3 separate regions of the Mus musculus genome follow, and all the other regions are linked to region 3. Evidence: chromatin loops called from intact Hi-C (ENCODE). Cell type or tissue: left cerebral cortex. All regions are shown on one strand.

Region 1 (8,000 bases), 270 kb before region 3:
ACATCCAATAACAGAGTTTGGAAAATTTGGCAACTGTGTGTTATTCTATGTATTGCTCCCAAAATAGTGTTAATTTTTATTCTGCAAGAGAACAACTCCCCCGGCTTTTATTTGTAGCTTCCTCTGAACCCAGGCTGAGGCACAAATCTATGGCAACTGCACTGACGACAGTTAAGAGCGACAGCTCATATTGTATTCATAGTCACCTACTCTCCCCACCCAACTGCTGGAGAAAGTCATGTGCACAGACACCGGGTCCTTTATGTCAATGCCACCCTCTTGGCACTTCACTGCAATCTACAAGATATGCCCAGGCATGTCTATGGCCTAGAAGAACTGAAAATAAGTCACTTGAAAAGAGAAAGTCTTACCCTCCACCTGTCAGTTTGCATCGATGAACGTATCCTCATCCTTTGTCTCTGGAGCTCTCCACAAGCGCTGTTTCATACCTGGGGCATTCGGACTACAGCTTGAAAGACTACATACCAACCATCACCCCATGTTCCTCCGTGACCTTGCGCTCTGACATTAATCATAGGGTGCCTGCGATTCTCCCTTGGCCAAGTCTCCATATATTTCGATAGAAATAGGAAGTAGTACTTTGAGCTCTGACTCCGATAACCTGAATGTGACCCAACACCACCCTCCAGGAGCTGTGTCTCTAAGTGCTTCCATTCCTGTGAATGCATTTTGTAAGAAAGGCTGATGCTGCTGATCCTGGAAGCAAATACCTGTAATTCCAGACTTAAGGACATGGAAGCAACAGGATCAGAAGTCTGATCACGTAAGGTCTAAGAACACTAGACTGTATCTTGCCTGCTGCCATGCTGCCCACCAGGATGCTCATGGGCTTTACTGACATCTGCAACACTGAGCCCCAAATGAAGGACCTTCTTATAGAAGTTGGTTTGGTCGTGGTTTAGAAAATAAGTCTTTAAAACATAAAATACTCAAGAGTAGCATTTAGGAAAATAAATCCAGCGAGAGGAAGAGAAACAAAAGCCACAGGTTAAGCCTAGTGTAACACACATTTCATCACACCCTTGCCTCATGGATTCAAGTTCACTTTCTACCATTCTTCTTACCTTGAAAAAAGAATACAGAAATAATTTGGTCTGGGTGTTGGATTTCAAGCCTAGGGCCCCTGGTACACTAAGAACGGAATCCACCACTTGGCTACTTACCAAACTCCAAAACAAGGGTTTTTGAGAACTGCTTGCTCTTACCCTCTCCAGGTTCTTGGTTTGTTTTCTCCTCCTCCTCCTCCTCCTCCTTCTCCTCCTCCTCCTCCTCCACTTCCTCCTCTCTACCTCCCCCTCCTTCTTCTTCTCCTCTTCCTCCTCCCCCTCCTCTCCCTCCTCCCTCTTCTCTTCCTCCTCTCCTCCTTCCCCTCCTCCTCCTCCTCTTCCTCCTCCTTCTTTGCATAGTTGTACATACACGTGTACACACTTGTAGGTGTGCTCACCCATGCAGGTGTGTGTGGCCACAGGTTGCCATCAGAGTGTTTTCTGTAATTGCTTCTCCACTCTGAAAACTGGTTCTCTCATTGAACCTGCAGATGGCCATTCTAGACTGCCTGGTCAAAGAGCTACAAGGAGGCACTTGTTTCTGTCTGTCGGTGCTGGGATTACAACAGTTCATCGCCACACACCTCTGCATGTGGGTGCTGGAGATTTGAACTCGGGTCCCCAGGTTTGTGCAGAAAGTGCTTTGCCCACTGAACCATCTCCTCATCCCCAGCGCTGGGTTTCTTATATTTTCTATCTCTTTAAAACATAAAAATGTACTGCATCTCTGTCTAGAGTGATAAAACTGTTGTGATAATAAGGTATTTTTTTTAATGTCCAGAGGACATTCTCAGATGTCATAAATGCCTTTCCAAATGTTTGAGCTCCAAATAAATTCAAAATGCATTTAGTAGAATGTAATTCCTCTTCTCATTTAAACCCAGGAGGGCTTCAAGGAAAACACAATTCAAGTGTTTCTTGAATTTATTGTTTTACACTTGAGTCAGCCAAATGTGATTTGAAAACAGATGCTTGATATAAAAAAACCAAAAACCAAAAAAAACCAAACAACAAAAACAAAAATATAAACCTTTAAATGAATGTTGTTAGGTTTCCTTGGTGTTCTCTCTCTCTCTCTCTCTCTCTCTCTCTCTCTCTCCCTTCCTTCCTTCTTTCCTTCCTTCCTTTCTTAAAAGAGGAAGAAAGGAGTCTAATATAAACTTTCTTAAAATTCTCTAACTACAACCAGAAAATTAAGCCACAAATATACTGACCCTAGTGCTTTTCTTTGTTTGGCCACATGTCACGTTGTCTTGTATATTTGAAGGGTTTTATTGCTGTGAAAATACACCACAACCATGGTGACTCTCATAAAGGAAAACAACTAATTGGGGCTGGTTTACAGTTTCAGAGGTTCAGTCCATTGTGGTGGGAAACATGGCAGCATGCAGGCAGATATGGCGCTGAGAGTTCTACATCTTAATCTGAAAGCAGCTAGGAGCCTGAATATGTTTCACACTGGGAGTAGCTTGAACATTTAAGACCTCATGTCTGCCTCAACAGTGACACATTTCCTATAGCAAGGCCACACTCCTCTAATAAAGCCAAACCTTCTAATAGTGCCACTCCCTATGGCCAAGGATTCAAACACATGAATCTCTGGGACTATACCTAGCCAAACCACCACAACCACAGAAAACATCTTCATGCTGAATAGACAGCTCTAGTTTGGACACTGAGAGGAGGGAAAAGTTGAGTTCCTGGTCACATGTTACAGATGCTCATTTTAAAACATCATAGTAAAAATAAACGTACTCTTAAAGAAGCAAAACATGAAATCTGAGATCATGGATTCGATTACTAATCCTACTTTACATGCTGAGTAAATATAGCAATTCACTCACCTGCCCAAGCACCAGTTTTCTCATTTGATCAACGTGGATAACAATACCTATCTTGCAGGCTACGAACAGGCCGTTCTGGAGATTGCTATCAACCCCTTCTATGTATATATCTCCCTTTTGTCCATCTGGGAAATAAAACATGAAACAATATGTCTGCTGCAGATACTCTTTTCCTAGACCTGATATTAGTGATAACCGTTGCGAACAATTAAAAAAATGTTTTAAAAATTCTTTTAAAAAGAAGAAACATGTTTGCTCTTCCTTAAATGATCTTAGGGTAGGCATCAGCTTTAAAATGAATCTGGAAGTAGTTTACCTTTGGTCCTTTTATGCATACACACACACATGCACACACATGCATACCTACACACACAGGTTTACCTAGAGCCATACAAGAGGCAACAAAGAAAAAAAATCCCAAGAAGGCTCTCCATTTACACAAATGTAAAAGTCAAGGGACAACCTTGTTGAGCCAAAATATTGCACAGTTTTCTGTCATTCTCTCTTGGGTTGCATCTGTGTTAAAAAGATTCTCCCCAAAAGTGGCAAGGGGCACCCTTTCCTGAATTCCCAGCTCTTGTCAGGAATAACAAATTTCTAAAGAACTAAATTAAAAAGAAAGTTCAAAAAGGAAATCTCTCTTCTAGTCTTTCTTATTGCACAGTACAAATGGCTAAGGACTCCAAGGGAGACCACCATAAACTCTGTAGAACAAAGTGTAGTATTTCACTGTGAATTAGCCTGTTAAAAAAAATGTTACAAAGCAGAGCTCATTGTTTTAGGATTTACTGTTCCACACATCCTAAAGATATGATAAGAAACTATGAAGTCAGCACTGTAGCTATTGAGACAGCGAGAGCAGACAAGCTCCATCCAGAAACAAATAGATTTCCTACAGACCTGTGATCTTGCTTATCTAAGAGGAAGGTTTTGTTTGCTTGTCAATCAAGCAGAGCAGATCTTCTGGGCGCGCGGCCACACCTTGGACTGGGGAAGCTCAGGAAGGAAGGAATGTGGGAAGGAAGAGGGGAGAGGCCATTTCCTGATGGGTCAGCTGCTGGCAAGTGTCTGGACCCTGGGAAAGCTGTGGTGTAAGCCTTCCTCTCCTTGGAGAGCAAGCAGAGCAGCAGGAACAATGGTGTGAAACTCTGCCGGTAACTCCCAGGTCACGCCTGGAGCAGCATGGTCCACCGGCAGCAGGTTATGCCTCAACATGTCCTGGACTCTCGGCAGCCTGCTGTTTAAACCTCCCTGTGCAATCCCTCTGCCAACATGAAGCATATTCTCAAGGCAATTTCTCTCCAAGGGAGACAAAGAGCATCTAGCACTGGGTTAACTGAAAAGCCATGGCATGGGAGAAAAGGCCTTCTAAGACTCTCAGACTGCCAATCCCAGAGATCTTGACTGACAGTTCTTATGTTTTAACATCCCAAGTGATCTTTTTATGTTCAGTTTCTGATTAATCTGCAGAGCATCCTCCTGTGTTAGGCTACTCAGGATCTGTAGAATGAGTTAAAAGACACCATTCCCTGCTCCAGGCTTGGTCTCCCCACGCTCTGAAAGGGCTGTGCCAAGGAAACTTACTTCTACTGTTAATGTCTCAGCTAAAAGGTGCTTAATCATTGTAAGAATTTCTTAGCTGGGCGTGGTGGGTACATGCATATAATTCCAACATGTGGGAGGTGGGGGCGGGGCCATCAGGAATTTGAGGTTATCCTGAACAACATAGTGAGTTCATGTCCAACCTAGAATACAAAGTACAAAATCTGAAGAAAAACGAAACAAAACTACAAAAATGAAAACAAGGACCAGCTGGGTTGGTGCAGAGGAAAGCCAAGATAAACCAAGAAAAAAAAAAATAAAACACATCAATTTAAAAATACCTTATTCAATATTCAAGACAAGATTTCCTACTGTTCCTAGTCTAAGAGACTAGTTTAGGGTAATCTCTTTCCCTCCCTTCCTCTTTCACACAGTGTAAGCAGGGCATTTGGCTCCTCCCTAGCACAGTGCAAGCCTCCATGTTCTTTAAATCTGGTACATTCCTGCCCTCTAGAGGACAGAGTTCCAATCACTGCTAGGATCAAACAGTTGCTTTGTGGAGACTGAATTGTCAAATTCATAGCCGTGAAGTACTCTTGGCTCACACAGGCACAACAGCTTTCAAAAAAATAATCTTTCTTCAGGTGATTCCCAGGCATCAAATTTACCTAAAGGTCATTTTTCTTATAAACAGGAGTAGTTCGTTGTTGGTGAAAATGTAATACCATATGGATTTATTTCTCTGTTTTTCCTACACGTGCTTAAATTGGCCAAAACAGTGGCAATGAGCTTAAGCCAATGTCTTTGGAGCTTCTCCCTAATCCTCACCCCTCAGTTCTCAACACAGGAGTCCAAGAGCGCCAGGAAGATCATCCAAAGAAGTCATTCTTCAATCCCTTTAAGCCGATGGGGCTTTGCACTTCCCGGGCAGGATTGAAGCAGCCAGACACATGCTGTCGCCTTCTCCTCCACTAGGAGAACTTCCTAGCAGAGCCAAGAGGGCCAAGTGACGTTCTCCAAGTGACGTTCTCCAGGCCACAGAGTTGGATTGAGGCATATGGTGCAATGGAACCCAAACTGCTGATAATGTTTTTAAGCCTGTGGCATCAGTTTTCTATTCAAAGACCAAGCCAGAGGTTTGCGTTATTTTATTTTTAGTTACATAGACACCAGGCTATTTATCACCAGGGACAGAAGTGAATCTAGCACTGCCCCCTGTGTGGTGGTTTGAATGAAAAGGGCCTCCATAGGTGCAGAGGGAGTGGTACTATTAGGAGGCATGGCCTTGTTGAGGAGGTGTGCCACACTGGAGGTAGCTTCGAAGTTTCAAATGCTCAAGCCAAACCCAGTGTCTCTTTCTCTTCCTGGTGCTTTCAGATCCAGATGTAGAACTCTCAGCTACTTCCCCAGCACCACACCTGCCCAGATGCTGCCATGCTTCCTGCCATGATGAAAATGGACTTAACCTAGAAACTGTAAGGCAGCCCCAATTAAATGTTTTCCTTTATAAGAGTTGGGTAGTCATAGAGTCTCGTCACAGCAATTGTCACTCTCCAACATGTGTCTATTTCAGACTAGGTCATGGCACCATTGGATATGGTGATCTTCCTGGTTACAGTCATCTATATTCTGGAACCTTGGAAAGTGTTTGTGATGCTGGCTGTCCTTTTATAACAACTTTCTGGCCTTTGTTCTCTTCCGTTTATGAATAAGAAACTAAGGAATATCACTAGACCAGGCCATAGAGCATACAACTGTAAGATCTCTTCTGCTCTAAAATGTGTCATTTCTGTTTCATCACGAAGTTTCTAACAAAGAAAAGAGCACTAGATCGATGCATAAATTACTTCATCTATTTGCTTTTAAAATAAGATGGGAACTGACATGCCTTAGGCTTCATACTTCACCGGCAGAGCTAGGGCTAATAGGGATTCTTAATTTCAAGCCAGTCACTGTACAAAGTCTATTATAGCTCCTTTCTCATCCTCCTCCCCTGACACACACACCAGCTGCAGAGGTCCACCGTGAAATCACCATACACATCAGAAAGATGTTGTCTTTGACAGTTCCTTCCTTGCTCTCTCCACTTAATCATCTTCAATGCTGCATCTTTCTAGGGTGTGCAGATGGCTACCAACTCCAGTCCCCCAAACCTGCCTCACAGTTATGTCTGACTTAGTGGGCCCTTATCTATATCCAGGTTGGAATGAAACTTTGATTTCCCAGGGCACAAGACAAAGTATGTCAATAATGAGGAGAGCAGCTGGACCTAAGACTCAATATTTGAAGGACTATGGGAAAGATTTGAAAACCAGAGTCTGTCTAGAATTGGAAATTTTCTACTTTTCTAAAAACCCACTCAAATGACTGTTGGGGGAAGCCCGGATGATTTCTCAGCAAGTTGGTTTCTGCTTCTAACGTCATGTTCAAGTTCTCGTCTGATTATGACTTACTAGAAGGTGACTTTAAAATGGCATATGGGTTAAATTGTACTTCTCTACTCATGGTGAAAGGATGGAAAGGAAAGAATGCAAAACTGTACAACCCACGTACCACATGGGTGTGGTTATTTAATCTATAATTTTTTCTCTTTATCCACTTTCTACTGCACACTCATGCTCAATCCAGCAAGTTTAGGCTTCTCAGTCAGGTGCCAGCTTCCAGGAATATGTGAGCAGCTCCAGCAGAAATTCAGAAACAAAGCTGGGGATGAGTACAGTTGCACAGGCCTATAGCCTATCACACAGGAGTTAGAGGCTGGAAGATCAAGAATTCAAGGCCATCTCCAGCTACATAGTAGATGCAAGGCCAGCCTGAGCTCAAAAAGATCAAGAGTTCAAGGTCACCTTCGGCTACATAGAGCTGTGAGCTCTATGAAATCTTGTCTCAAAAAAGAAATACTTAGAAAAAAAGGTGGCTTGAGGGTTAGCCAGAGAATTCACCAGTCTCCATTAGCAGTTAGCACTGGACTCCACTGTCAGGGTTAATGACAGTTTTCAGTGTCTCATCATTGAAGTCCAGGAAAGGGAACTGTGGAAACCACGAGGGTTTTCTTCGCTAGCGTTTCAAAGTGTCCTTCATTCTTAGAAATCAGGAGTTTCCTATCTGGCCTCAAGAACGGAACAATCTTTCTAGTTTGGCCTTTGGGAACTATTACCAAAAATCAGTTAGAAAAATTTCCCTTTCAATTGGCCAGTGATCTAGAGTGTTAGTGGTCCCTGTAACAGTAGGAGATAGATGTGTGTCACAGATGGTTGCCCAGCTGTAGGGCTGTGGAGGAGCAGTGAAGAGGGAATTAAAGGTTTTCTCCTCAGTTATGACAGCTGGTCCTACCTTGTTCCAATACTGGGCAGCTGATGTATATTATAGCAAGAACTAATTAGAAAGTCCTCTTCAACCTTCTCTACCCATTGGCCATGGTGAAGCTGTTAATGACAGATCTGCAGAAAGGCTTCCTATTAGACACTTATCCATGGCATTTTTTGGAGTTTTGTTTTTCACCTTTTTCTAGTTCTGCTCCTGGATGAATGGTTTGTGTGGTGTTATT
Region 2 (8,000 bases), 680 kb before region 3:
AACAGAACCTCCAAAACTCTCAAACAACAAAATAAACCTCAGGAGAGCTGTGGCATATCTGAGTGCATTGCCCATCCCTGTGAACTGCATTGTGACCAGCTTCACAGTTGGCCTGTCTATAGTGTAGAGAGTCATGGCAGAAGGGCCACAAAACACTATCTTGGTTGAGTGAAGTGAATCCACTGTTCTGGGCTTTCAGGTCATGAGGCCATGTGTCCAGCTTCCCTGTTTATTTGTTCTTTTGTTTTATTTTCTGGCTCACCAGTTAGACAATGATCTCCTCCAGTTTGTCACTCAACTTCCCATAGGTCATTCACAAGTTACTCTTCTGAAGATGACTTTATTCTCCATATATTCAGACTGGAGACTCTGGCAGGGAATGTAGGGCACCTGCAACACTACCCAGACCCACTTCCAACCAGAAGCAAAGCCCAGACCTTTTTGTGTATTTCTTTGATTGCTAACATTGTCACTAACTAAAAGTCCCAACACATAGCCTATATTTTGTGACTGTCCTGACTGCTAGTGTGGTTATAAATAGAAGCATTGTGTGGGATTTCCAGGAAGCATCCTTAAAAGCAAGGGACCCTTCCCCTCTTCCTTCTTCCTAGGATCTGGAATGCGGATGTGATAGCTAAAGCTCCAACAGCCATGATGGTCTCCAAGACAACCTGGCAGGGAATCACAACAGGAGGAATCTGGCTTCCTCCTGACCTTGAAGTTGCCAGAAGATCCTGCTTGTCTGTCTGTCTGTCCTGTGTGCCCAAAAGGTCTCAAGTAAGGCTCGCCATGCTTTGAAAAATATCAGCAGTTTATATATCTATCTTTTCTTTATATTATTAGCTCTTAAATAAAAGGATGATTATTATTTTTTTAAGCAACTTTGCAAAGCTTCTAAAATGAAAGGGTTACATTAAAGTGTTTTAGCGAATGCATTCATGAATAAACAAATTTATAACTACGTGTGACTCAGACATTTGCATGGTTCTTTGACTGTGAAACGCACAGATGTCTACACATGTGCAAAACCTTCAAGCGGAAATGGGAGCCCTGCTTTTACTGCTGCATGCTTTATGGTAAGTCACACTAATTTAGCATGTTTATTCTCCTCAATGTAAGAAAAGACTTACAGAAAACACTATTAAATTTCAGAGCTGCTCCTACTCATCACCGTCTCTTGAAAAAAAAAAAAAAACACTTCCATTTCTATTTTCCTAATGCAAAGGTAAGATGTCTCTTGTATCACCAGTGATCACTGGTGCTAGTTGCCAGTGGTTATATGGTGTCTGTCAGAATCAGCAGCAGAATATAGAGAACCCCCATGTAGGAGTGGCATAGGAACAATAGTGACTTGTTTTCATCTCATATCAGAAGAATCCCAAGAGATATTATCATATGTTAACATTTGTTGGAAATATCAGAGTTTAAAGGTCCGTTGTTGAGGGTTAAGGGACTTTTTAGAGGTAGCTTTTGCCAAGGCACGTGGATGAGGCTGAAAATGGAGGCGTGGCATCATGATGGTCAGGCGAAACCCAGCATCACGACTGCTAGGGAGCTTGGTTAAGTAGGAGAATTCAATGGCTTGTTTACTAAAAGGAGACCATTGCTGCTGGGAGCTTGGAGAATTGTTATGGTCCAGAATTGTTAAGCTTAGGGGGGAGAGAGAGAGAGAGAGAGAGAGAGAGAGAGACAGAGAGAGAGAGAGAGAGAGAGAGAGAGAGCAGAAATCGGCATAAGGAGATGTGGCCTGTTCTGGGTAGGATGTTCTCAAAATAACCAGAAAGCCCCAGTGAAGGCGTTAAGCTTGAGTGTTCTGTAAGATGACTAAAAGCTTTAGGAGTATTTAAAGGAGATGAACAGCAGGGAGGGACAGGGTAGGAAGTCAATCTGGCCAGAACAGAACACTTCAAAATGGTTTTATCTGAACGTTTTGAACCCTTGACACTGAGTCACTTAAAGGAAGTAGCCAATCCCCAAGGAGTGACTGAAGACACGGGATATAGATGCTGTAGCTTTGGGGTGCATTTCCCAGTATCTAGAAGTCGGGTACATATTTTGCCAAACCAGGCTGTCCTGCCTGGGGCAATTCCAAAGTAGAGGTGGGTGCTGAGCCAAAGCGATCTCTTTTCATGTGCACAGACCTATGCACCTCATACCACCACCCCAAACCTGGAATCACCATCACCAGCATCATTACTGTGCCCGGAGATATATTAGGAGTGGCTACAGCAGCAACAGGACCATCAGGGAAGAAGCAGAATTTGTTAGATGTAGTGATTAGGGTTTGGAGCTTTTTGCTGTTGTTGTTTTCGTTGTTTTGTTTTGATTTTTTTTTTTTTTTTTGCTTGTGGATGTATCTCCTGCTATTTTTTTCCATCAAAGGAATATTCTGTGACTAGCCCTATGTTCGAGGGCAGGGTTGCTAAATACCCAACAGTAAATGAACATTCATTTGAGCAGCAAGTCCTTCCCCATGCATGTGCTGTGTTGAAAGCTGACCATACAGCTGCTGTGAGTTCTCAGCGTTCTGAGCCAAAGTTCAGATCCTGGGGGCTTGGACAGATGTTCAGGAGGAAAGCAACTGTCCATTCTCTTTTGAATGCTAGCCTACAAGGATGCTTGAGATGGGAGGGGGGAGGGAGGGAGGGAGGGAGGGAGGAAGGGAGGGAGGGAGGGAGGGAGGGAGGAAGGGAGGGAGGGGAGAGAGGACTCAAAATCTTAGTGGCAGATCTGGGCAAAGAAAAGAGGCAGGTCCTTCTTTCCCATTATTATACTGGTTAAGAATCAACCGTGAGCAGAATAGGGGAGAAGTACTAGTAAAAAGGGGACAGGCAGGTCATGAGATCTTAATAGCTCTTGTTAGTACACTTACTGACAATGACGTAACGCAAAATGTCTGGATTATAATTCTAGTCAGGAGCACTGGGCACAGCATCACGGTGTCTGACTCCTTGCGCACGTGCAGAGAGCAAGGTTACTCCGAAAAGAGATGTAATTTTCCCAACCGGGGTAACTCATTTATTTTGATAGCTGCGGGCACACAAAAGAGAGCAGGCGTAGTTGTTAGTTGCAGGTGTTCTTTGGAGTGTGCAGATTGGCAGGGTCTGCGTGGTGGAAAACGTATAGACTTCCTCTCCAAATAGAACCTGGGAAATCATCCAACACGTCCCACTTTCCTGAGAGGAAGCAAGATGTGGGGACGGGAAAGCTGTGTCAATAAGGCAGCGCGGCAAAGGCTTTTGTGATTGTTTTCGTATCATAAATATTCTGCTGCCCAGCTTATGAGCGTGTGATTCCAAACAATGGTAATTTGCTGACATTCTTCAACAAAACTGTGAAGGACTCGGGCTTGCGGTCCCTTCTCGCGGAATCCTCTGTACAATAACACAGAGAGGAAATTTCACGACTTGGGCCACCCTTATGAAACCACAAACGCTAATTAAGACGAGGAAGACTGAATTTCCACCCTGTAATAGGCCCAGAAAGATGACCACGTGAGCTTCGCAGGAGGAGTTTCCTGCTTTGGTGCATAGCTTCATTTCTAGGATAATTTTGAGCTTCGTTCCAGAAGTAATTTATCCGACAGTTCAGGGTCTGTTTCCCCAAATACCTCTGTGAGGCTTCCAACAGACATTAAACTAACTCACCTTCATGGATCCAGTGTTACAGTAGCACAGTTTCTCATGTATGACATTTATCCATTCAGACTTAATCACACAACTTGCCAATTCAACTCAGTCAGCCCCTCCTCTTCTTCCTCTGGCTGCAATGGCCCCAGACATCCTCTAGGTCATCTTTCCTCAGCAGCAGCTGCTGCTTCTAGGTGACAGCAAAGCAGAGCAAAGAGAGGCATCGCACCTCTTGAAGTTCCAGATACTGGGTTCTGTAGCCTAATCTGGAAGACAGTTCAGGGTTAGACACATCTCTGAGGACAGTAATCCTTATGTCTGAGTTACCTTGACAAAACTCCGAAATCAAAGCTGGGTCTATGGCAAGTTTGTTTCATTATAAGGGCAACAATGTATCATTTGTCATCTGAAGGGAAGCTTTGCGTCTTAACAGCTACTGAATAGGCATGGAGAGAGCTGTCACTGTTAGACAAAACTATTTTCTTGTTTTGAAATGGGGGTCTTGCTATGGTGCTCAGGCTAACATTGGTCACCTGGCACATGCCATCCATCTTGTCTACCTCCCAAGCACCAAGGACTATAAGTGTGTGCCACTGTGTTTGGTTCTACTCATGCAATAGAGACAGGAGAAGACAACTGGTGTCATGTTCTGGACCAGGCTCTTCCCTTGAGTAGGATAACCTTATAGGGTGGCTTGACACTCAGGTTTCTCCAGGCATACAGCTTCTTATCTTTACTGATCACTCTAGGTCCAGATATAGTTCAAAATGAAGGAAAGAGACAAAGATTATAACAAGGGCCAAGAAAAGCAATTGATGTACTAGAGTTTGCACGTCAATCCACAAATCTTTACATGATCCATGGCCTTATATTCTAGGCATAATTCTGGTTTACTAACTCTTTTTGACATGTAAAGATTTCATTGATGTTCTAGAAATCAAATCTAGGGCTTTGTATAGGGTCAACAAGTATACCACAGCCGAGAAATATCCTGCATATATGTCATATGTTGTTCAGTATTTCATCTACTGCTCAGATTTTCTGTTTGCCAACAATGTATGTAACTATCTTTATTTTTATATGCAAGAAGTTCTATGAGACACTGGGCATACATGACATTCTGGTCTCCAGAAAAGTCATCCTCTGAGACTCAAGGAAAATAAACACAGAAGCAAAACCAGTGCCGTTGATAAATGATGGAGCAGAGGGGAAAGCAGTTGCTGAGACAACAGGCCCAAGCTCTGGGGGAAAAAATGCTAGCAATGACATATAAGCAATGACATATAAGATGAAAGAAGGAAGCTGGGCAAAAGTAAACCTGGATTATTTGCTATTTTAACAGCCGAAAGACAGAAAAGAAACTGTGTGCGTGACAAAGTAAAGAGTTATAAGAAAAAACATTACCTATATGGGATACTATATATGATGCACAAACCAAAGAATTGGAATTCTATTTTCGAAAAGGGAACATATAACTCATACACTCTTTTAAACATCTTTTCTTTTGACCCTATATCCCCTAGCACCGATACACATACATACATGCATATGTCTGCATACCCATGCATGTGTGTGTATACACACATATACGTACATCTAAGTATGCATATTGTGCTAGTCAGTTTTCTCTTACTTTAACAAAATCCTGACATAAATCAACTTTTAACCAAGACAAGTTTATTTCTCTCACAGTTTCAATTCAAGTTTGGGTCTGAGGATAGTGAGACCACATCAGATTGGAGAACATGGTGGAGCAAGCGTTTCACTTCATGATGTCTGTGAAGCAAAGAGCAAGGAGGAAGGGAATGGGTTAGGTGTCCAACATCCCCTTAAGTGCCTTGCCCGCATTGGCTTAAGGCCTGCCATTTGCCTGCACCACCTAAAGGCAACACCACCTCCGCTGTGGATCAAGCCTCCACACGGGCCTGTAGGTTACACTGAGTCAAACCATAGCACGCATAGATGTAGACCTTCTCCACAGGAGCTCTGTTCCTCAGCCCCGTGTTAGCCCAAAACAGCAGGCACTTATGTAAGAGGAACTCAGGCAGTACAAACTTCTTAAGGACACTCGGAACTTCTCCGTCTGTTTTGGTTTTGCTTCTGCAGTTTCCTCCCTGGCAAGCTTCGCTCTCCGTGTAAGAGAACGCCTGCTTCGGCTCCTTTTAAACATGACTCAGTGGGTGAAAGTACTTGTGCGAGCTTAGAGGCTGGAGTGTAGATCCCGAAACGCAAATTAATGTCAAATAAATTAGTGAGGATGGGTAATCGCATCATGCTTACATTGAGAAAAGAAGACAAGAAAATCCCAGGAACCTCCAGGGCTGGCAAGCCTGGTGCACGCGGAGGCATACAGCCTGGAGACATGGCTGGAATGTACCTGTGTAAACAGACACACCTTCACATAATACACACAAATAAAATGTTTAACATAGAAAGCTAAATTATCTCAAGTTAGCCCCTTAATGATGGATGGAGACTGGGCCATTCTATTGCATTCTGTGCAAAGGAACCAGAGGGAATTGACGATCAATGCTTCTAAGCAGGAACTCTAAGCACTTCCGTTTACCATTGCTCCGCGGTTCCTGGTTGGATATTGGCTTTGAATGTCTAGTTGCTGATATGAGATAAGAATCGGCCTAGGACTGAGGTCCTGCTTGCTGTTGTAGCTAATCATAACTTCTTTTGCATAATGCACCGTATTTCCTTATTTCGCTCCTCGGGTTTCTTAAGAACTATATAGCCAGAGATGGACAAGATGAACTTCATAACTGGACGATGATTCTAGCGGCTACCCCATGCATCCTTTTCTTACTTTTGAAACTGACCTATGTGCATAAAGGAAACAAAGCTGGTTTTAGTTTAGTTTAGGTTTTTCTTTGTTTCCTAAGCTTTCATTTCCATCGTGGCCCATCGGAGGTATCAAACCCTAGGTCTTCACAAGGGAGCCTGGGTTCCTCTTCGTTTATCTGAAACATCAGAAATAAAACCTGACTTGTAAGGATGTTAATCTCCCACCGGGGGCATGTTCTTCATTTAAATTGACAATTTCATTCATTTATATAATGAATTTCCCTAACTTCATATTGCTTCTTCTCCTTGCCCTTTTCCAATCCCTGTCCATCGTGTAGTGGAACCTTCTCTCCTCCTCCCCCTCTCTCTTCATCGCCCCTCTCCTATCCCCCCCCCCCCATCTAGTGCCCTCCTACTTTCATCTCTTCGTTCTGTGTGCCCTCCACTGAGTCTAATCAGTTTCTACCCTGAGCATGGCTGGTTGTTTACCAGAGCAAGGGCTGACTCACCACTGGAGAAAATGACACCTTCTCCCCAGAAACCTTTAATTACCATTGTCCCTCAGGGAAAGGTGGGGTCTATGAGGGCCCTGTCCAGTAAGTTTCTTTGTCAGTGTGATCTGGGAATTGAATCAAACTCTCTTGCCTCCTTACGAGCAAGATAAAAAGAAAGAGCTGTGAGCTGGCATTTGTTTTTGTTTTTTGTTGTCCCCCCACCCCCACCCCCACAGATCTTATAAGCTGGGTACAGTCTGGTTGTTTCTGAGACTCTCTAGTTTGACCAGTGTGTTCCTCCAGCCTCAATGCTCAGTTTAAACCCTAACTATTTTCTTCATTTCCCAATACATTGAAATACTTCTACTAAAGATGAGAGGCTAAGACCGGAGGACCATGAACTTGAGAACAGCCTGGCCTATGACGTAGTGAATTCAAGGTCAGCTATGTTACCCAGTAAATGAATGTAAGCTGGTAGGATGCAAAGCCAGATTCTTTCAAACTTGTCCTTGCTACCCTGGAAAGAAATTACCCAATGCTTTGAGTTGGAGGAGCATGCCAGCATGGTATTCTAGAGGGGGCTACAGTGGATTTGAATACCCCTTTAAAAGACAGAAAGCATGGCTAAATATATATCATGACGTCAAGAAAGGTTCCTGTCTACAACTTAGTGTTTCAGCAAGGTTTCCTGTAATGACCTATGTCAGGTCACGTGGCAGAAAAAGACACACTGGGCAAGTGACAGTGAAATATAGAGAAAAAAAAAAGCTCAAAATCACACCACGTACAAAGAAGAAGAAGAAACTCAATTCTGCTAGAGCTTTACTGAAGAGATGTGTGGGGTCTTGACCCAAGAGAAGTAGATTAAGCTTCCCCAGGCCTCTATTTGGAGATGAAGTCTTCACATAGCACAACTGCATGATAAACGTGGGTTTGTTTACAGTCCCTCTATGGTTGACACTATTCATCATTTGAACAGTGTGTGTCTAAGGATTTCCACAGTCCCTTTGAAGCTTTCTTAGCTATGATTTCATGTGTGGTGAGTCAGAGGGAACAAGCAGGATCAGGAAGTGCTGAACAATAGGAC
Region 3 (8,000 bases):
TTGTTACTATGGGGATCTGCCTCTACAGCCCCAACAACTGACCACAAACAAATTTTGGAACACAAGCCATTCATAAGTTGAGGACTGCCTACAAATGATGCCCTTTCCTGTGTAAGACAGGCTGATGGATTGTGTTTACTAGAATTACACGATAAAGAAACCACAAAAAGCTGACTCCAAGACTCCAGATAGCCCTCCCAGCCTTCTGGCTCCAAAATATAATCGCAATCTGAGCCTGTCTGGCTCAAGAAAAAAATAAAATGGGATCAGGGCTACAGTCATACTCAGAAGGCTACAGAGAGGCCACGGATGTCAACCTGGAGACACTAGAAAGCCTTATTCCTCAGCAGACAGCTGTGGGGTGCATGTGTAAAGCAGGCTGCAGCCAGACCTGCCCACTGGAATAACCTGTGAAGGCTCCTAATTTTAGCCAGCACTCTAGGTGCTGAGTTCTTCCTTTACCCTCTCCCTATAGTTTGCAAGCCTTCCTAGAGCCCACAGCAGGCTTGATTGGCCCAGCTGCATGGAGGAACTTCTGGGACAAGAACCCAGCATGCTTTGGTAGTGTTCCCTCAGAATAAATAGTGACATCTTTGCATTTGCTGTGTTCCTAGAAGGAGCTCTCTCCTTGTCTGCTCAAGACCTATGTTGTCAGGAAAGCGTCTAACTTAATGACATAATGCATGACCTGATCTTTCCCCCCTCTACACAGATGGGGTTGACACACTATAGAAAGGAACCCAGCTGAAGGTGCTGAAGACAGAGGCCATGTCCTCAAGCACGGGGTCTTTTCTGCCAAGGGGACCCCCAATTTCTTTAATTACCCAGAGCCAATGTGGGACAGCAGCAGCTCTGACAGCGACAGTTGATTTGTATCAGTTCACAGATTTGTTGACTGAATGGTGAATTTTCAGACTCTAACCTATTTCCCTGCCAAAATAGACGGATAAATGTTATACTTATAAAAACAGACAGGGCATCCTGCACTTATCTCACAAGCACACATTTTCTTCCTAAAATTGTTTATGTCATACAGGAAAAAAAATATTAATCAATGCGGCAAAAGAAAGCTTGTACTCTGTTCAGCCAATTTCATTCACTGACGAAAGCAGAGCAGAACATAACAGCCCCCTTGTTTTGCTGTCTTTGTTTCCCATGTACTGAGCGAAATTGCCCAGGAATTATAAGCAGTTAGCAAATGGTGCATAAATGACCAAAACCAAATGACAGCTCCATGAACAGGAGCAGGCTGGCCCTAGCTGAGCCAAAATGCTTGAGTTCTGGAACAAGAATGGGGAGTCAAGTTCCATCCCTGGCACTGAACCCAGTTCACTATTGATCTTCAGTTGCCCTCACATCCGCGGCTTCCCAGAGCACACACGGGGCTTTGTGACCTGCATTGCAGTGGAAAGATAGAGGCTACTAAGCCAAGTGGGAGGGCTTCGGCTAAGCCAAGGCTGCTGGGAGGGCTTCTGCAAAGTGGCTCTCCCAGGGAGGGTGTAGCTCTCCAAAGGATCTCTCTAGAGTAGTGAACTATTGTTCCATTGTCAACCTTGGATGTCACAGGAATCGTGGGAGAAGAAACAGGCTGTAGAGAATAGCCTCTTTCTCCAGTGGTGCCAATGTTTTTGACAGCTTGATCCAACAGTATTAGAAACTTAAGCAGTGTCTTGCTGTCTTCAAAGGTCAGACCAGCTCCATCCATCTGAACTGCCTTCTCTGCTCTTCCAATCCCTTCCCCAAGCTCACTCGGGATTAAGCCATTTCATAAGCTGGGAGTCCTCATGTGACTCTGTCGCTATTGTTTAGGTCCAGGAAAAGAAGACTCAAACTGTCTTGTGCAGATTCTAGGTTCTGGCCTTCATCGTTTCACCAGAAACACACTTAGCCAGGCATTCTGCGTGCATGTTGAAGCCGGATTTGGTTGGTTGTTTAGAGAAGTACCTGTTTCCTCTGAAGCCAGAGGTGTTCCTAAGTGGAAGCAGATGTGAAGGGCACCTAGGCAACTTGTGCAGAACCAGATTTGGGATCTGCTCTCACGTGTGTTTCCTGCTCCAAGCCATTTCCCTGGAATGCACCGTGAGCATGTGGGACAGATCAACAGCAACTTCCTGCCTCGGTGGTAAGAGGGCTTTTCGTGATGTTCTCATGCTCTTGGGTTCACTTCATCTATTTTAACTGTTCAGCCTGCTGGGACGGGGTGTGGGGGGAGCTTCGCCAAGGAATGCACAGTGGAAGGGGAGCTGAGAGGAGGTGATTTTGTAGTATGTTGCTCTGGCTTTACTTTTAAGCTGGGTTTCCCCTTGCTCAGCAAAAGGGGACACAAGCTGAGAAGCTACAGGTACTGGCTTTTGGCATACTCTGTTCATATCTGAACTAGGGAACCCCAATTTAGACTAGGAAGTAGAATAGAGTGATCCTAAAATTTGGCTAAAACTGTAGTTTTAAACTTCTGCATTTTTCCTAACTAGTGAGCTTTTTTTTTTTAAGTATAGTTTTTCTCCTCCTTACCTGCTAACATCAAAAAGAATCAAAAAGTATAGGAACCATATATCTGTGCTTATTATTAATAAGAAACTATACTCCAAATTATCTATCTTCTTTCAGGATGACATGTGCCTCATCTTTACTTTATCTTTTCAAAGTCATTAGTTTGTTTTGGTTTTTTTCTCCCTCCATTAAAAATATCCCAAGAGGGGGCTGGGGAACTAGCTCAGCAGTTAAGAGCACTTTGTCCCTCTTGCTGCAGAACCAGTTCAATTCCCAGCACCTATATAGCAACTAGGAACTGTCTGCAACTCTCATTCTAAAGCATCTGATGCCCTCTTCTGGACTCCTAGGGTAGTACACACAAGGGGTGCACATATCACACATACACAGAGAGAGAGAGAGAGAGAGAGAGAGAGAGAGAGAGAGAGAGAGTTAGTTTCAGGTGTGGTGGTACATGCCTTTAATACTAGCATCACGAAGAAATATCTAGCCCCAAACATCAACAACAGCAGTGCTGAGAAACCCTGGTCTATAAATACAAATGGTCCTGTATATACAAAGTCATTCTGGATGTACAAGATCGGACAGTGGTGGCGCATGCCTTTAATCCCAGCACTGGGGAGGCAGAGGCAGGCAGATTTCTGAGTTCAAGGCCAGCCTGGTCTACAGAGTGAGTTCCAGGACAGCCAAGGCTATACAGAGAAACCCTGTCTCAAAAAACAAAACAAAACAAAACAAAGCAAAACAAAGGAAAACAAAAAACAAAAAACAAAACAAAAAACAAAAACAAAAAATATCACTAATAAATAATAGAGTCCTGCACCAGTGGTCATATAAATAGTACAGTAAAGGTACTATATACACCTGAGCGCAAAGTCTAAAGAGTCAGGATTTGTAGCTGCTCCCTTTATTTCAAGTTTGCCTAGCAACAGAGATGCCTAGTTAGGTGCTAAAGAATGTTGCTGCCATCTAGAGGAAGAGAGGAAAATTTCCTCCAAATGCCACACTACTTATTCCAAGACCATAAGCGGCAGGATCTCTGCCACATGTTTTTCTTTCATAACACTAAAGAGAGAAAAGAAAAAAATCACTTATCTCCAGTCTGAGTGTATAGTATGAGACTGAAAGCCTGTGTTTCTGATAAGGACACCAAGTGTTTGATTTTATTCTCATGCTTAACTGCAGTACAGAGTGGCCCCAGAATTCTCTTGTAAGACCTTTCTTTCAACACATCATTTTCTCCAGAGCATAGCCAGATAGCAATAAGTTGCAGGCCGCTTATAAATCACAGTGATCCATTCACTTTTACCAAACTATGAAATGTTAAAAGGTATATTAGCTCAAATAAAATGAATACAAAGAAGAACCAAGTTGTGGCTGGAGAGATGGTTCGGCAGTTTAAAAAAACATTGATTTTGCAAAAACATTGATTTTGCAGGACCTGTTTCAGTTCCCAGCGTACACGGGGTGGTTCCCAACCTTCTCTACCTATAGTTTCAGGCAATCTGAACTTCTAACTTCCTTGGACACCGGGCATGCATGTGGAACACAGACATAGATATGGGCAAAAACTCCTACACACTAGATGTGTGTGTGTGTGTGTGTGTGTGTGTGTGTGTGTGTGTGTGTGTGTGTGTGTGTGAAAGAGAGAGAGAGAGAGAAAGAGAGAGGGGGGATTATAAAATCGATAATAAGTAAATAGATGATAGACAAACAGACAGACAATAGACAGTAATAAGTAAATAGATGATAGATGATAGACAGACAGACAGATGTATAAACTAAAGAAACCAGGAAGAAAAACACAACCATGTCTTGAAAGACATAAGTTTTTTCTCTAAACAAACATAATGTGACCCCACACACACACACACACATGCACACAGGTAGACAGACACAAATACACTGACACACACATATATATGAACACACAAAGACACAAGATACACATTCACAGAGACAAGTACACATACACAAAGATACACACACAGCCTACAAATATAACTGTAGAAACAACTTCTCTAAGAACTTGAAATGTGTGAAAAGGTTTGTTCATTTTTGCTTGCTTGTTTGTTTGTTTGTTTTCTGTTTCCTCTCATTTCTGGAGAAGCTGTTGGACAAAATAAATGGTTCTTCCTCCTCACTCTCTCTATGGGGTATCCTTACTGCATCCCACCACTAACATCCTTCCTCCTTGAGGTTTCGGTAGAGCATCCCCATCACCTTCCACCTCTGACATTCCACTGTGACACAATATCCCATCCCGGTCTTTCTTCATTCAAGAAGGAAAGCCTTGAAGGAAACTTCAATCAGGACAAAAGAGAGCCTCGTAAATAAGACATGGTTCCAGAGCAGAAAGAATAATCTGATGGCCAGCAACACCCCTTTTACGGCTCATGGGCTACAGCCAGACTGATGGGAAAATGTTGCCTGAATAAACAAGAGATGAAGCAATAGATGTAGCACAGAGGTTCTCAACCTGTGGGTCACGACCCTTTGGGGGTTGTATATCCAATACTCTAGCTAATCTTTATCTTACAATTCATAACAGTAGAAAAATTACAGTTATAAAGTAGTAATGAAATAATCTTATGGCCTGGGGTCTCCATGTGAGGAACTGTATTAAAGCGTCACAGTGTTCCAAAGGATGAGGATCACTAATGGAAAGCAAGACACAAAATTTTCATAAGTTTGCTACATGCCAATTCCCCTAAGGACAGAAACGTGGGCGGTATTAACTATTACAAGGGAGAGCCCTTTCTTAGGAAAATGCATGACACTTTTGGGAACATACACTGTTATTAATGTTTATATTATATTAAGTATTAATGTGACAAGATGCAAAACTTGTCTTCACATTTCTCTGAGTTGTTTGAGGGGCAACTGACATAAGGCAAGAGATAGCTCTTAAAATGGCCCTAAACATGCCATAATCTGTCTCTCTAACTGTTACTGTTAAATGCAGTAAAATCAACCACAGAAATTTCTTTAAAGAAATATTATATTTCTTCCTTGAGCAGAGATGCCTATTCCTTCAAAGATCACATGTTCTGAGCACTCTCCAAATATGAAAAAAAAAATGGACTAATGATTATTTGAAATCGTAACCATTGCCTGCCCACCATCACAATATGTAGTCCTTCATAGAGAAGTCAATCTAGAACTGAGTAGAAAGCTCTGTCCTTACTGGTGAGTCATCCAGGTGTCACACGGTTCTGGAAGAGAGTTCCATCAGCAATCTTGATTACTTGTGGGCTCTACGTTCAACAACACCATCTGTTTATACAAATGAGCCCATGAGTGTAATAGTGGCACATCTGTTAAAGGGATATCCAACCACTTTCAGATTATATTTGAGGCCTGATCCATGGGACAGAACTCAGCTATAGTACTGTAGACCCAAAAGTCAATGGCCAGGACTTCATAGACCCTAGTGGGAGACTACTGCTGTTGTTGATAAGTTGCCATTAAGTGCCCATTGAATTGCCTTCCAACTTCCTCTTACATCAATTTTGTCTCCTATCAAGTCCACAGCAACCAATTTTTTTCTGTACAACTAATCTAAGAATGGAGCCTTTCTTCATGTTTTCAAGAAGGTAGGTGTTCTTTGAGCAAAACTGTCCTCTGTAACATCCTCATGAGGATTTCCCTTTCCCACTTCTTTCTGAATATATTGATTAAGCCTATTTATGTATCCTCCCCATTCACTATTATTCTAGAAATGTCCCTGTCTTATCTCCTGAGTTAGTTTCTTTGTTTTGTTTTGTTTTGTTTTGTTTTGTTTTGTTTTGCAGCTCTCATAGCCTCACTTGTTGACATACCTCTGATTTTCCTGAAACAAAGAGGTTAATTCTGATAAAGAATGAGGTAGGAGGTGGAGCTTGAAGCCTCAGCATTTGTCTGGAAAGCCTTTAGTAACTCCCTCATTCTCATTCTGAGGGTTGTAGGACTGATGTCATTTCAATGTCCTGTTAACATTGACATTGAAAAGATTACAGACACCCCAATTCAGTTCTTCTTGTACATGTTGGGGATTTCTGCTGAAAAACAGGAGATGTGTCCCCCACCTCTTCCCCATCCTCTTCCCTCTCCTGCTCCTCCCTCTCTCCCTCTCTCCCTCTCTCTCCCTTTTATTCTCTCCAGTTCTAAACGCTCACAACAATGTAGTTGTGTTATGGACTGTTCCTCCTATCTCTGGGGTAACTAGCTCAATCCAGAAGCTTCACTTTTACTGGAAAATTGTTCTTAATTCTCTCTTTCCACCATACCCTTTGCACTTGTCTCTCTTGTATAATTTCTATTAATTGGATGGTTCGCTTGATGAATTAATCCCTTAATTTTTAAGAAATGATGACTTCCCACTTATCATTTTGTGACATTTGACAAATTCTGTCTTCTAAAAAAAATGCTACTGAGATTTTAATTTGTTTTTAAGTTCCAAGAACTCTTTCTGTTTCGTGAAGATTCGGGGTTATTTTTAGTGATATTCTGTTCTTGTTTCTCAGGCAATATTACCTTTTATTCTTAGAAGATATTATTTATAGCTTTACCATTTCAACAAGTTTTTATTTCTTCTCTTTCTTTTGTTGTCTCTGCTTTCTTTTGTGTTCCTCTTGTTCCAAATATGTCTACTCACTATATCCTCTTAATTAAAAGCTTATTTTCAATCGTCACTGATACCTGCACAATGAGCAACAAAATGGCCCCTGCAACGTTCTTTGTGCTTGCAGTGATGGACTTCACTGTGAAAACATTTGGCGGGCCATGGATTGAGGAATCCCTAAAGTTCAGAATTTCTAGATCTTCTCAACTTCCACATTTTTGCCAAAGTGATGCAGGTCAGGCTGTAGACATCCTCTAGAAGACTTCTCTCTCTGCACCGTATATATGTGCACTTCATCTTCAGCGAGTCTGTTCTACCACAGATAGAGGCGGGTCTATCATACAGTGAAGCTGGTAATAAAACATTAATGTAGATGCCATGTGAATTTCCATGTTATATTTCCTGAGCATGGGAAAACAGAGTGGATACCTGTGCTCTTCCGCAGAAAACCTAAGCCATCAATCCAGTTATTGTGTTGGCAACAGGAACAACGTTGCCTGAGTTTTGAAAATCTGAGACAATCACTTATATCTCGGCTTCAACCCCAGATACCCCTGAGCCTTTGGCTCCTGGCAAGTCATGCTGTGGTAGCTGTCTGTTCTATCCCAATTCCAACCATCCTACTGCATATAAACTACCAACATCCTCACGTGATGTGTTCTCTGAGTACTTGTTATCTCTAATAGATCCCAGGAACAATGAGCTTCATGTCTCTATAGTCCAAATTGATTGCCTGTGTATAAGCTGCTGCCATTAGGAATACTTGGTCATGAGTTTGAATCCATTTCCCTACTTTTTTTGACATATGCCTTTTACTCTCATTGCACAGACACAAAAACTATAAGCTTTTTCAGGACTCCTGTCATCATTGCTTCCTATAGTTGTTGCCCAAACTAGCCACTATTTC

Evidence for each region. A loop is a pair of places that touch in the nucleus more often than their neighbours do. Peaks named below come from ENCODE experiments on the same cell type or tissue, not always from the same donor. Only the 100,000 strongest peaks of a DNase experiment are listed, where the experiment ranks them.
Region 1: a loop joins it to region 3, with 7 times the contacts of the local background. A loop is called at or near these places in 26 of 42 quality-filtered maps.
Region 2: a loop joins it to region 3, with 2.4 times the contacts of the local background. A loop is called at or near these places in 2 of 42 quality-filtered maps.

The regions. Positions count from the first base shown.
Region 1 is chr13:110,963,351-110,971,350 of GRCm38, forward strand. No RefSeq gene overlaps it. Among named protein-coding and RNA genes, the nearest start is that of 4930526H09Rik, 64 kb to the left of the region's middle. In left cerebral cortex, a CTCF peak has its summit at 4,967 (motif pointing left); DNase peaks (open chromatin) are centred at 184, 3,903, 4,384, 4,944 and 1 more place; H3K27ac peaks cover 2,211 bases.
Region 2 is chr13:110,555,084-110,563,083 of GRCm38, forward strand. No RefSeq gene overlaps it. Among named protein-coding and RNA genes, the nearest start is that of Gm32990, 9.6 kb to the right of the region's middle. In left cerebral cortex, CTCF peaks have their summits at 3,765 and 3,970; DNase peaks (open chromatin) are centred at 702, 1,032, 1,839, 3,091 and 1 more place; H3K4me3 peaks cover 459 bases; H3K27ac peaks cover 5,808 bases.
Region 3 is chr13:111,234,632-111,242,631 of GRCm38, forward strand. No RefSeq gene overlaps it. Among named protein-coding and RNA genes, the nearest start is that of 3110015C05Rik, 9.2 kb to the left of the region's middle. In left cerebral cortex, CTCF peaks have their summits at 2,823 (motif pointing left) and 3,460 (motif pointing left); DNase peaks (open chromatin) are centred at 1,287 and 3,485; H3K27ac peaks cover 1,991 bases.